Linked DNA regions of Homo sapiens: region 1 is linked to region 2. Evidence: read pairs that join two places in POLR2A ChIA-PET (ENCODE). Cell type or tissue: OCI-LY7. All regions are shown on one strand. Links, peaks and the distances in the headings refer to the core of each region. The heading gives the core; the rest is flanking DNA. Region 1 holds the start of ABCC5-AS1 (ABCC5 antisense RNA 1). Region 2 overlaps AP2M1 (adaptor related protein complex 2 subunit mu 1).

Region 1 (5,370 bases), core at 181-5,180, 180 kb before region 2:
GGGTAAAACGGGATTTACAGGAAACACTTGGAGCCATTGAGTGAGGGGAGAGAACAGACTTTATTCCATGAGATCTAGAGATTCCCAGCACTGCCTACCTACTAGAATCACCAGAGGAGTTTTAAAACAATACCAATGTCTGGGTTCTATCCCAGAGACTGATTTAATTGGTCTGGAATAGGACCCCAACACTGGTATTTGTTGAACATTCTTCAAGTGATTTTAACATTCAGCCTGGCCTGAAAACCACTGATTTAGAGAGTTGTGAATATTGGTCTTTTGCATTTGACAAAATCCCTTCAACAAGATTTTCAGGCTTTAGCTAAAAAAAAAAAAAAAGGCCAGGTACAGTGGCTCACACCTATAATCCCAGCACTTTGGGAGGCCCAGGCAGGTGGATCACTTGAGGTCAGGACTCGAGACCAGCCTGGCCAACATGGTGAAATCCTGTCTCTACTAAAAATGCAAAAATTAGCCAGGCATGGTGGTGCACACCTGTAATCCCAGGTACTTGGGAGACTGAGGGCAGGAGAATTGCTTGAACCTAGAAGGCAGAGGTTGCAGTGAGCCAAGACCATGCCACTGCACTCCAGCCTGGGTGACAGAGACTCCGTCTCAAAAAAAAAAAAAAAAAAAAAGGCCAAAATATAATTTGTAAATGAAACTTCCTCCAGTGCCTAACACAATGTGTGTTAAATGCTTAGTACAAGGCTTTCTGGGTTCCATCATGTGACCACCATACTGCAGAGCAGACCAGAACTGCTGATCACCGTGAGAAGCAAACACAAAGGTCAGGGGCTGAGTGGTTTGGCTATTTTTCTACTGTGAGACACAACATTTAAGAAAACTAAGTGACTGCTCAATATCATACCTGCATAATACCAAAGAAAAGTAAACAGAAGGTTGTCAAGTTAACAGGATTCTTAAAAAAGCCAAACAATTATAAGCATTTATTGTAACCCATTCTGTGTAGTTTATCTCTAAAAGCCTGAGTGTGTCTATTTCCACCACATAAATATAGATTTCATAATAACATACAAATCCTTTTTAGCGAGATTTGCTTTTGAAAACATATCCTGAACCCTCAGGTCAGGTACAGCTGTCAGTGTCGTGGCGTCTCCTGGGTGGTTCCATGCTCTTTTCAGCAGCCCAGCACACTGGGCCAGAGACAGGCAACAGAGCCATCATGCTTCAAAGAGGAGCCAAGTGCTGTATTCTGAGCCACCGAATTCCAGAAAGAACATCCTTGGGAAGCTCACCCAGCCCCAGCATAGTCTGCCTAGTAAGTGTCTCTCCTGGGCCTCACCTACAGAGAGGTGAGGCTAAATGGGGACTGGGCAAGACGGCCTTTGAGGTTCCATCCATCTTTTAAAGTACACATGTCAGTCTTGCTTTCTACCTCCATGAGCAGGCTTTGGTAAGTGGAAGTTCTCATCTGATATCTAGTAACAATTGATTCTTTGAACAGCTAATTCATAAAATAATCTTAAATAGTTAAAACATATATAACATCTAATTATCTAAATAGGCTAACTCCTTAAAAGGGGGGCAGGGAGGAAAAGGATAAATTTAATTCTGCTCATTAGTGGACTTCAGTGCACCAAATTAACTTCACATTAGTCTGTGAGTTTAATAATGACAGGTTTAACCATTGCAAAGCCTTCTGGAGTCCCTGTTTCTTTGCGTTGACCTTTTTATTTTTGACTAAAAGAGAGGGAAAAACGGTAAGACATTAAAAAAAGCATGAACAGGGAGGGGGGAGGGATAGCATTAGGAGATATACCTAATGTAAATGACGAGTTAATGGGTGCAGCCCACCACCATGGCACACGTATACATATGTAACAAACCTGCACGTTGTGTACATGTACCCTAGAACTTAAAGTATAATAATAACTAAAAAAAAGAAAGCATTAACGGAAACCCACCTAACTGTGGAAACAATATTTCATTGAAAAAGTTTTCATTAACCATTTGTAACTTCCAAGTTATCTTAACCAAATAAAGATTTAGGTACTTAAAAAAAAAAAAAACAGGAAGCTAATTCCAACACTTTTCTTCCCCTTTGACAGAAAGTTCCTTTAACTCATGCCAACAGGCTATATTTATTTCCCTTAAGCAGCACTTCCTAGGAAAGCCGCGGCAGTCTTGCAGCAAACGGCATAAGAGAGCTGATGATCCCGGCAGCAGCCCAACCTCAAGAGCCCCAGCGAGCTGTCAATGCAGTTACCAAGCATGAGAGCCACCTGGGCTCCACACCAATCGCACACTGTTGTTACCTCAGCCGGAGATCTCTGGGCTGCTATTGGAGACCAACACCTGGCACCAGACCAGATACGGTGTCACACCCAGCAGCGCCTAAGAGACTACTGTGCCTCATAAAGCTTTATGGATGCCTACAGGGAGAGAAGAAAAAAAAAAAAAAAAAAAGGCAGGTATTCTTACTTATCTTAACCCTGTCCAGAAAATCTGCTGAGTCACCGAGTATCAATCAAGAGAAAAATAATGCAGAGCTGCAAAATGCTAATCTCCTTCCTCCTGCTCTCCTTCCTAACAGCAAGCCGACTCACAGGTAATACTCTTGACTTGGAAAACACAAGGGCATAGACAAATTCACACGTCCTTAGTCTGTAAAGAAAAGCTTTCAGGAGCAAACTCTAAAAGTACAATGTACTAGACAAAACTATTTTATGAAAACAATGGCTGTCTCTGGGTAGAGGAATTAAGGGTGGTTACTTTTTTTCTACAACTTTACACACTTTGTACATTTTCTATAATGAGCCCATATTTCTTTCCTAACAATACATCTTCGAATCATTTCTGGTAAGAGATTAGACCCACATCTTTGATCCCTAAGATACAACTTGAGCTCACCAAAATATTTCAAAGCATTAATTATGAAAACTCCAACCAAGATTAAAGGGTCAGCCTACCACAGAACTAAGGAAATACTAAGTAAGAGCCCTGGATTTTATGAATACTTGCTTTGTTACCTTTCCTAGACACAGGATATTCTAATTTGGTAGGAAGAAAATCCCACCAATGACACACTTTTGAGAGAAGGGGAAAAAATAACTAAAGTTCATGTGCCAGTAATAATGGTACATGAACTTTAGTTTACTTCTGCTTTTTTTTTTTTTTTTTTTTTTTTGAGACAGAGTCTTGCTGTTCCCCAGGCTGGAGTGCAGTGGTGCGATCTCGGCTCACTGCAAACTCTGGCTCCCGGGTTCAAGCGATTCTCCTGCCTCAGTCTCCCGAGTAGCTGGGACTACAGGTGCATGCCACCATGCCCAGCTAATTTTTTGTATTTTTAGTAGAGGCAGGGTTTCACCATGTTAGCCAGGATGGTCTCAATCTCCTGACCTTGTGATCTGCCCGCCTCGGCCTCCCAAAGTGCTGAGATTACAGGCGTGAGCCACCACGCCCGGCCCACTTCTGCTTATTTTTCCATTCTTCCTTCTTTCCCAGATTAGACATGCTAATGAAAAACAAGGCACCCTTACCTTTGCCTGAGAGCACTAAGAAAACAAACCACCACCACAATAAAATAAAGCTCATAAAAGCATCTGACAAGCTTTGTCTTGCTTTTGCTTAAATATTAATTTAAAGCAATTAAAATCCAAACTCCTTGGCTTATTATTCAAGAACACACATGCCCAGGCGCAGTGGCTCACACCTGTAATCCCAGCACTTTGAGAGGCTGAGGCGGAGGGATCACCTGAGGTCAGGAGTTCAAGACCAGCCTGGCTAACATGGTGAAACCCCATCTCTACTAAAAATACAAACAATTAGCTGGGTGTGGTTGCATGTGCCTGTAATCCCAGCTACTTGGGAGACTGAGAGAGGAGAATCGCTTGAACTTGGGAGGCGGAGGTTGCAGTGAGCCAAGATCGCACCACTGCCCTCTAGCCTGGGCTACAGAGTGAGACTCTACCTCAAAAACAAAAAACAAAAAACAAAAAAACCCCACACATAATGTGAAATTCACTGAGGTATTGCACTATAGCTAAGACTTCACACATTTGATGCTCAATACCAACAAGGACTAGGTATCCCTATCCCACAACTCTTTCTTTTGCCTGGCAAGTTCTTCATTTCTCCAAATTCTATCCATTCCTCAAGTTTCCAGCCAAATGATACCTCCTCCTAAAGAGTTCCCTGAGAGAGAAGCACTTTCTCCTTTTACTAATTCCCACAGCATCTAAATTACAGTCATCTATGTAGAGTACGTGTTGTGAGTTTAAGCTTCTATTGGTGGACAAGCAGGCCCAGCACCAATTTATCTTTATCTGCACCAGACCACTCGGTTCAGTGCTGTGCATGCATCTTGAAGAGTGTTCAAATATTTGCTAAATTTAAAAAAATGAATAAACACTGACTGCATCTTAAAAAAAAATCAGGGCTCGTGGAGTCATATGATCTACATGTGCATATATAAATAGGATTAAAAAAAGGAACCATGCCTGAATAATCATGCCTCAGGCAAAGGAACAGTGTTTAGGAGCAGCCTAGGTATAAAACTTCATGTTAGCTGAAGTAACGCCAGCCTAATGCCAGCCAAAGTTAGTACTCAGGCTCAAAGAACTAACAGCAACAGAAACCACCACTTTATTAACACTTCAGGATTAAAGGATGCCTGCTAAGCCTCAAATTGTGTGTGGCCACAAGCATTAACATTACAGTCCCGAAGAAAGTGGGTAGATGTGCGAATGCTTTATTTCAACCCTAATTATTTCTAAGCATACGTGAGAAATTATAAATATTTGAAGATGTGACTAATAGAGCAATTTTTCCAAGTCATATTCCAAAAGAATGATTTGGTCACAATACTGAGAAATGGGCAAACCATGTAATCTGCATCTTCACTTACACCTTGAAGAAGAAAAGCACTGGCCTGCTCAAAGTCAGAACTTATTCTTTGGTGCTTTGCTTCTGACTTCTGTTTGACACCATTTCTTTTCTTTCTTTCTTTATTTTTTTTTGGTGAGACAGGGTCTCGCTCTGTCACGCAGGGTGGAGTGCAGTGGCACAATCACAGCTTACTGTAGCCTGGACCTCCTGGGCTCAAGTGATCCTCCCACCTCAGCCTCCCAAGTAGCTGGGACTACAGGCACAAACCCCTGTGCCCAGCTAATTTATTTTTATTTTTATTTTTTTGTAGAGACAGGTCTCACCATGATGCCCAGGTTGGTCTTGCACTCCCAGGCTCAAGCGAGCCTCCTCCCTCGGCCTCCCACAGTGCTGGGACTACAGGCGTGAGGCACCAGCAGCACAGGTCTCCTGCTTCTCGGTTAATTCCACGTGTTAAAGGCTAATAGTGCTGAATGAAACCTTGCTTTCCACATAAGAGCCATAGATGTATCCTTATCT
Region 2 (5,370 bases), core at 68-5,067:
TGGAATGAAGAAGCTCTGTCCAGGGGCTGATGGTTCCCTTCTTTTTGCAGAGATTCTAGACTTTGGCTACCCACAGAATTCCGAGACAGGCGCGCTGAAAACCTTCATCACGCAGCAGGGCATCAAGAGTCAGGTACTTGAATTGTGCAGACTATAGTCAGGGTGGAGTCCAATCTCCCTTCATCTCAGCTGGCCCCTGAGCCTTGTCTGAGCTGACTCATGAGCCCTCCCATGACAGGAAGTGCTGGCCTGAGCCTCCTGCCATGATTGCAGGCCGATTTTGCTCTGTGTGGTCCTCCCACTGCAGGAGCAGCCAATTCAGCATCTCTATTACCAGGAATACAGCTCAAGCAGTTTCCTTTTGCACTGAGGGGTGGGGGAGGAGGCCTGGTCTTGAGGCCTGGTATTCCTCAGGAGGAGCGAGCTTGGGCCCTCTCCTCTAGGATCCAAGCCTCATAGCTTTCTCCTCCTTTTCTGCCTCCCTTGCTGCTTCATGTGGGCACCTCGTTGGCCCTGCGGCCTCCAGCATCAGGTAAGCTCTTCCCTCAGCTTCCACCCTTGCAGCTTTGCTTTGTTTCTCCAGGCCCTGCCCTTTGGGGCTTATAGGGGAAAATGGATTACAGGTGGGGACTAGAAGGGATGGGGAATGAGGGTGGAGTGGGGATAGAGACAGGATGATTAAAGGGACAGAGGAGTGAGGCCATTGCTGTTTGTTTCTGCCCTCATGTAGACAAAAGAAGAGCAGTCACAGATCACCAGCCAGGTAACTGGGCAGATTGGCTGGCGGCGAGAGGGTATCAAGTATCGTCGGAATGAGCTCTTCCTGGATGTGCTGGAGAGTGTGAACCTGCTCATGTCCCCACAAGGTGAGGTCCCTCTCACGACAAAGTTGGAGGGGGCCCAGGGCAGGATCCTGGGCCTGCCTGCCTGACTCCGCTGCTCCCCATTTATCTGTTCCATCACCAGGGCAGGTGCTGAGTGCCCATGTGTCGGGCCGGGTGGTGATGAAGAGCTACCTGAGTGGCATGCCTGAATGCAAGTTTGGGATGAATGACAAGATTGTTATTGAAAAGCAGGGCAAAGGCACAGCTGATGAAACAAGCAAGAGGTGCCTGAGGCAGGAGAGCTGGTGGGAGAGGGTGTCCCTTGGAGGGCTCAGTGGGGTCTAGTGAACCACAAGTTTCTTCTGGATTTCATTCCCACTGTAATTGCAAACTCTGTTCCTGACGGTAAGCCTGGCTGTTCGCTCTTGACATTAGTGCTACGAGAGATGAGGGGATCGTCCTCAGAGAGCAAGCCCCTTTGTTTGGTCCCTAGGACCAAGGCCTTTTCTGTACATACTGACAGCCTCTGCCCAGTGTGCCTGAAACACCCAGGTCCCTAGCAGAAGGAGCCCCAAGAGATGAGCTTGCAAGGCTTCCCTCTCATCCCAAGCTCTGGGGCAGACCTCCGAGTCACAAAGCTGCATTCTAGCAGCTTTTCATAGTCTCTGGTGCCAGCCTGGGGTGGAGTGGTCTCCCAGCATGACAGCTGTCATTCTCCTGTACCAATGAGACCTCTTCTGCCCCTGCTTGCAGCGGGAAGCAATCAATTGCCATTGATGACTGCACCTTCCACCAGTGTGTGCGACTCAGCAAGTTTGACTCTGAACGCAGCATCAGCTTTATCCCGCCAGATGGAGAGTTTGAGCTTATGAGGTGCCATTGGGGTGTGAGGAGGCAGCTAGTGCTGCTGGCAGACTGGGGAGAGGAAGTGGGTCAGCTCTTTGGTAACCTTGCTTCCCATCCCTTAAGGTATCGCACAACCAAGGACATCATCCTTCCCTTCCGGGTGATCCCGCTAGTGCGAGAAGTGGGACGCACCAAACTGGAGGTCAAGGTGGTCATCAAGTCCAACTTTAAACCCTCACTGCTGGCTCAGAAGATCGAGGTGAGGACAGGGGGCTCAAGGAGGAGGAAGAACTTGTCCCTAGGAATAAAGGTAGCTGATGTCACAGCTTGACAGAGCTCCCTGACAGGTGTGTCACTTCTAGGTGAGGATCCCAACCCCACTGAACACAAGCGGGGTGCAGGTGATCTGCATGAAGGGGAAGGCCAAGTACAAGGCCAGCGAGAATGCCATCGTGTGGAAGTGAGTCTTTCCTTCATTAGGCCACAGCAGGGCTCAAGATCCCAGTATACCCTCTTGTTTTCAGCTTTGATCCTTCTGAATGAGGGGCAGGGGAGTGTGCCTGTTTGCTTTTCTAGGAGCCTCTGCTTGTACTGTCAGTCTTTATACCTCCATGTGAGTATGTACACGCCTGCATTTGGGTTCATGCACGTGCTTATTTTTTAAGATGCTTTGGCATTTCCCTTTGTAATGTATACATTACAAAGGGAATACATTGCCTTTGTAATGTATCTGTGAAGCAGACAAAGCAAACGATAGCATGTCCAAGTGTCTAGGCAGAAACTGCATCCTGTTGTTCTAAAGAAGTAGACCCAAGTTTCCATAGCAAGTGGTTAGCAGGGTCCTGACCACTTCTCCTTGTTCTGGCACCTCCTGCAAGCTCCTGGGCTCTCTCCTTGCTTGAAATGGGCAACTGCCCTTGAAACTCCTCCAAGCCCCAATGGGCTGCCCATTGTCCCTGTGTTCCCAGGATCAAGCGCATGGCAGGCATGAAGGAATCGCAGATCAGCGCAGAGATTGAGCTTCTGCCTACCAACGACAAGAAGAAATGGGCTCGACCCCCCATTTCCATGAACTTTGAGGTATGGCAGAGGAGGGGCCTAGAGTCATGCCAGGGTATGCTGGAAGACCTCTTAGAGATCATTCCGATAAACTGCTGCACCTTAGAGGTGAGGAAACTGAGGCCTAGAAAGAAGAACTGGCTTTAATTCATAGATCCATTCTTCCCCTTTCAAGCCTCTTAGTAGAAATTACTATTTGTGATGAGGCAAATCTTTTACTTCTCTCGGCTTGTCCTAACACAGTTCTTTCAAAAAACTTAGATTGTTTAAATGCCAGGTAAGACACAAAGTTTACTTACAGACAGGATAATGGGCTGACTTTGCTTTGCGCATGTTAGACATAATTTTCTCCACCTTATTTTTAAGTTCATAATATTGAGCAGGATAAGTATGTTCTAAAGCAGTTCTTTGGTTGCTGTCTCCTGCTGATTAAAGGAACTGATTCAAGGTGTCACAGGTAGGGCTTTCTTCTTTAGTCACCTCTTAGAAGGTCCCACGCCGCCCCAGCTTCTTTCAGGACCCCAGCCATACAAACACCTGTAGTAGCGATGAAGTAGGGCAGGGCAACGGGACTTCCCAGAGGAGAGCGGCTGTAAGAGGAAGGCCACATTTCTAACTAGCTCTCCTTGCCCAGGTGCCATTCGCGCCCTCTGGCCTCAAGGTGCGCTACTTGAAGGTGTTTGAACCGAAGCTGAACTACAGCGACCATGATGTCATCAAATGGGTGCGCTACATTGGCCGCAGTGGCATTTATGAAACTCGCTGCTAGCTGCCACTAGGCAGCTAGCCCACCTCCCCAGCCACCCTCCTCCACAGGTCCAGGTGCCGCTCCCTCCCCCACCACACATCAGTGTCTCCTCCCTCCTGCTTTGCTGCCTTCCCTTTGCACCAGCCCGAGTCTAGGTCTGGGCCAAGCACATTACAAGTGGGACCGGTGGAGCAGCCCCTGGGCTCCCTGGGCAGGGGAGTTCTGAGGCTCCTGCTCTCCCATCCACCTGTCTGTCCTGGCCTAATGCCAGGCTCTGAGTTCTGTGACCAAAGCCAGGTGGGTTCCCTTTCCTTCCCACCCCTGTGGCCACAGCTCTGGAGTGGGAGGGTTGGTTGCCCCTCACCTCAGAGCTCCCCCAAAGGCCAGTAATGGATCCCCGGCCTCAGTCCCTACTCTGCTTTGGGATAGTGTGAGCTTCATTTTGTACACGTGTGACTTCGTCCAGTTACAAACCCAATAAACTCTGTAGAGTGGAGTTGCTGGCTTAGTGTTGATGTGGGAGCTACATGGGGAGGGAACTGGTGTTGCTCTCCGTGCAGTTTTCTGTACTGAATACTCTAAAGGCTCTTTCCTTGTCTTGTCCCAGTTAGGCCCCTCCTGGGCCATCCAAGCCCTTATCCTTGTGGGTTCTGGGCCCAGGTTTCCTGGCTCCTCTTAGAAAGCCTCAAGGGCATGCAGCCGCAGCGGGCCCCAGTACCCTGGGGATAGATTCTTTCCCTAGCTCCTTTTTATTCCCCCTGGTCCTCGGACTCCTAGGCTCAAGAGATCTTACCTGCCCCAGCCTCTGGAGTAGCTGGGATCACAAGCACGCACCACCACAGCACCCAGCTCTTTCTCTAATTCTTAGGCAGATGTTTTCTAATTAGATTAAGCATAAATTAAGTGTGAAGTTTACATTTGGTCTTGTAGCCATCCTAAGAAATTGACCTTTTAATTCCATCATTTACCCAAGCTTCCCAAATCTTGCTGACTGGGTGGTAGGAGGAAAGATTTGCAAGGAGAATAACATAATGGACTGGGCGCGGTGGCTCACACTGTAATCCCAGCACTCTGGGAGGCCGAGACGGGTGGATCACCCGAGGTCCGGAATTCGAGACCAGCCTGACCAACATGGGGAAACCTCGTCTCTACTAAAATTACAAAATTAGCCGGGCGTGGTGGTGCATGCCGGTAATCCCAGCTATTCGGGGGCTGAGGCAGGAGAATCGCTCGAACCCAGGAGGTGGAGGCTGCGGTGAGCCAAGATCACGCCACTGTACTCCAGCCTGGGCAACAAGAGCGAAACTCCTTCTCAAATTAAAAAAAAAAAAAAAAAGAATATAATGAATCTCCATGTCTCATCACCCAGCTTCAACTATGATCAATGCGTGGCCAGTTCCTTAATATCACATCCAGTTTGTGTTCACTTAACCAGGTGTCTTATCAAATTTTTCCAGATAAGGTCCATTGTGGTTGGTTAATGCTCCTCAAATTTTAAAAATTGATGTTTCCCTTCAGGTCTTGCAATTTTGTGGAAGAAACCAGAGTTCTGTAGTTTACCACATCAGAATTTGCCTGTTGTCCCCATGAAGTCACTTAACATATTCCTCTTTACCTGTATTTCCTGTAAAATGGTTCAATATCGGGATTGATGCCTCATGATGGCAATGTTTAATCCAAAGGGATGAATGGGTAATAATGTAATTTTCGGTGCCACTTTTAGAGACCAATTGGAGGAATATTCACGTTAAATATAAAGCAGTAGCATCATTTTGGAGGAAATTCCTAACTTCCCGAGGGAATCGGTGAAAGGAAATAGCCTTTTATTGGCATTTATTGAGTGCAGAGAAGTCTGCTCAGGGTGTAGGTAGGGAATAATTTATACAGGCCACG

The links. Peaks named below come from ENCODE experiments on the same cell type or tissue, not always from the same donor. Only the 100,000 strongest peaks of a DNase experiment are listed, where the experiment ranks them.
Region 1: POLR2A ChIA-PET joins it to region 2 with 23 read pairs; 8 of 35 experiments call an interaction of 5 or more read pairs at or near these places.

Annotation. Positions count from the first base shown.
Region 1 is chr3:184,003,890-184,009,259 of GRCh38, forward strand. The region is part of intron 2 of ABCC5 (ATP binding cassette subfamily C member 5); the gene reads right to left. It overlaps ABCC5-AS1 (ABCC5 antisense RNA 1), which reads left to right and starts at 2,449. Exons shown (of 3, transcript NR_046570.1): 1 at 2,449-2,572. It overlaps LOC124909468 (a long non-coding RNA gene), which reads right to left. Exons shown (of 2, transcript XR_007096191.1): 2 at 4,586-5,370. RefSeq lists a silencer at 3,128-3,177. In OCI-LY7, for the core only: a CTCF peak has its summit at 4,053; DNase peaks (open chromatin) are centred at 2,292 and 3,062; H3K4me3 peaks cover 783 bases; H3K27ac peaks cover 1,762 bases.
Region 2 is chr3:184,180,119-184,185,488 of GRCh38, forward strand. It overlaps AP2M1 (adaptor related protein complex 2 subunit mu 1), which reads left to right. Exons shown (of 12, transcript NM_004068.4): 4 at 51-133; 5 at 527-532; 6 at 731-866; 7 at 967-1,108; 8 at 1,578-1,697; 9 at 1,794-1,929; 10 at 2,033-2,130; 11 at 2,639-2,750; 12 at 3,364-3,973. The coding sequence ends at 3,498. Among named protein-coding and RNA genes, the nearest start is that of ABCF3, 3.4 kb to the right of the region's middle. RefSeq lists enhancers at 3,066-3,580, 4,874-5,370. In OCI-LY7, for the core only: no CTCF peak of the experiment used is centred there; no DNase peak of the experiment used is centred there; H3K4me3 peaks cover 35 bases.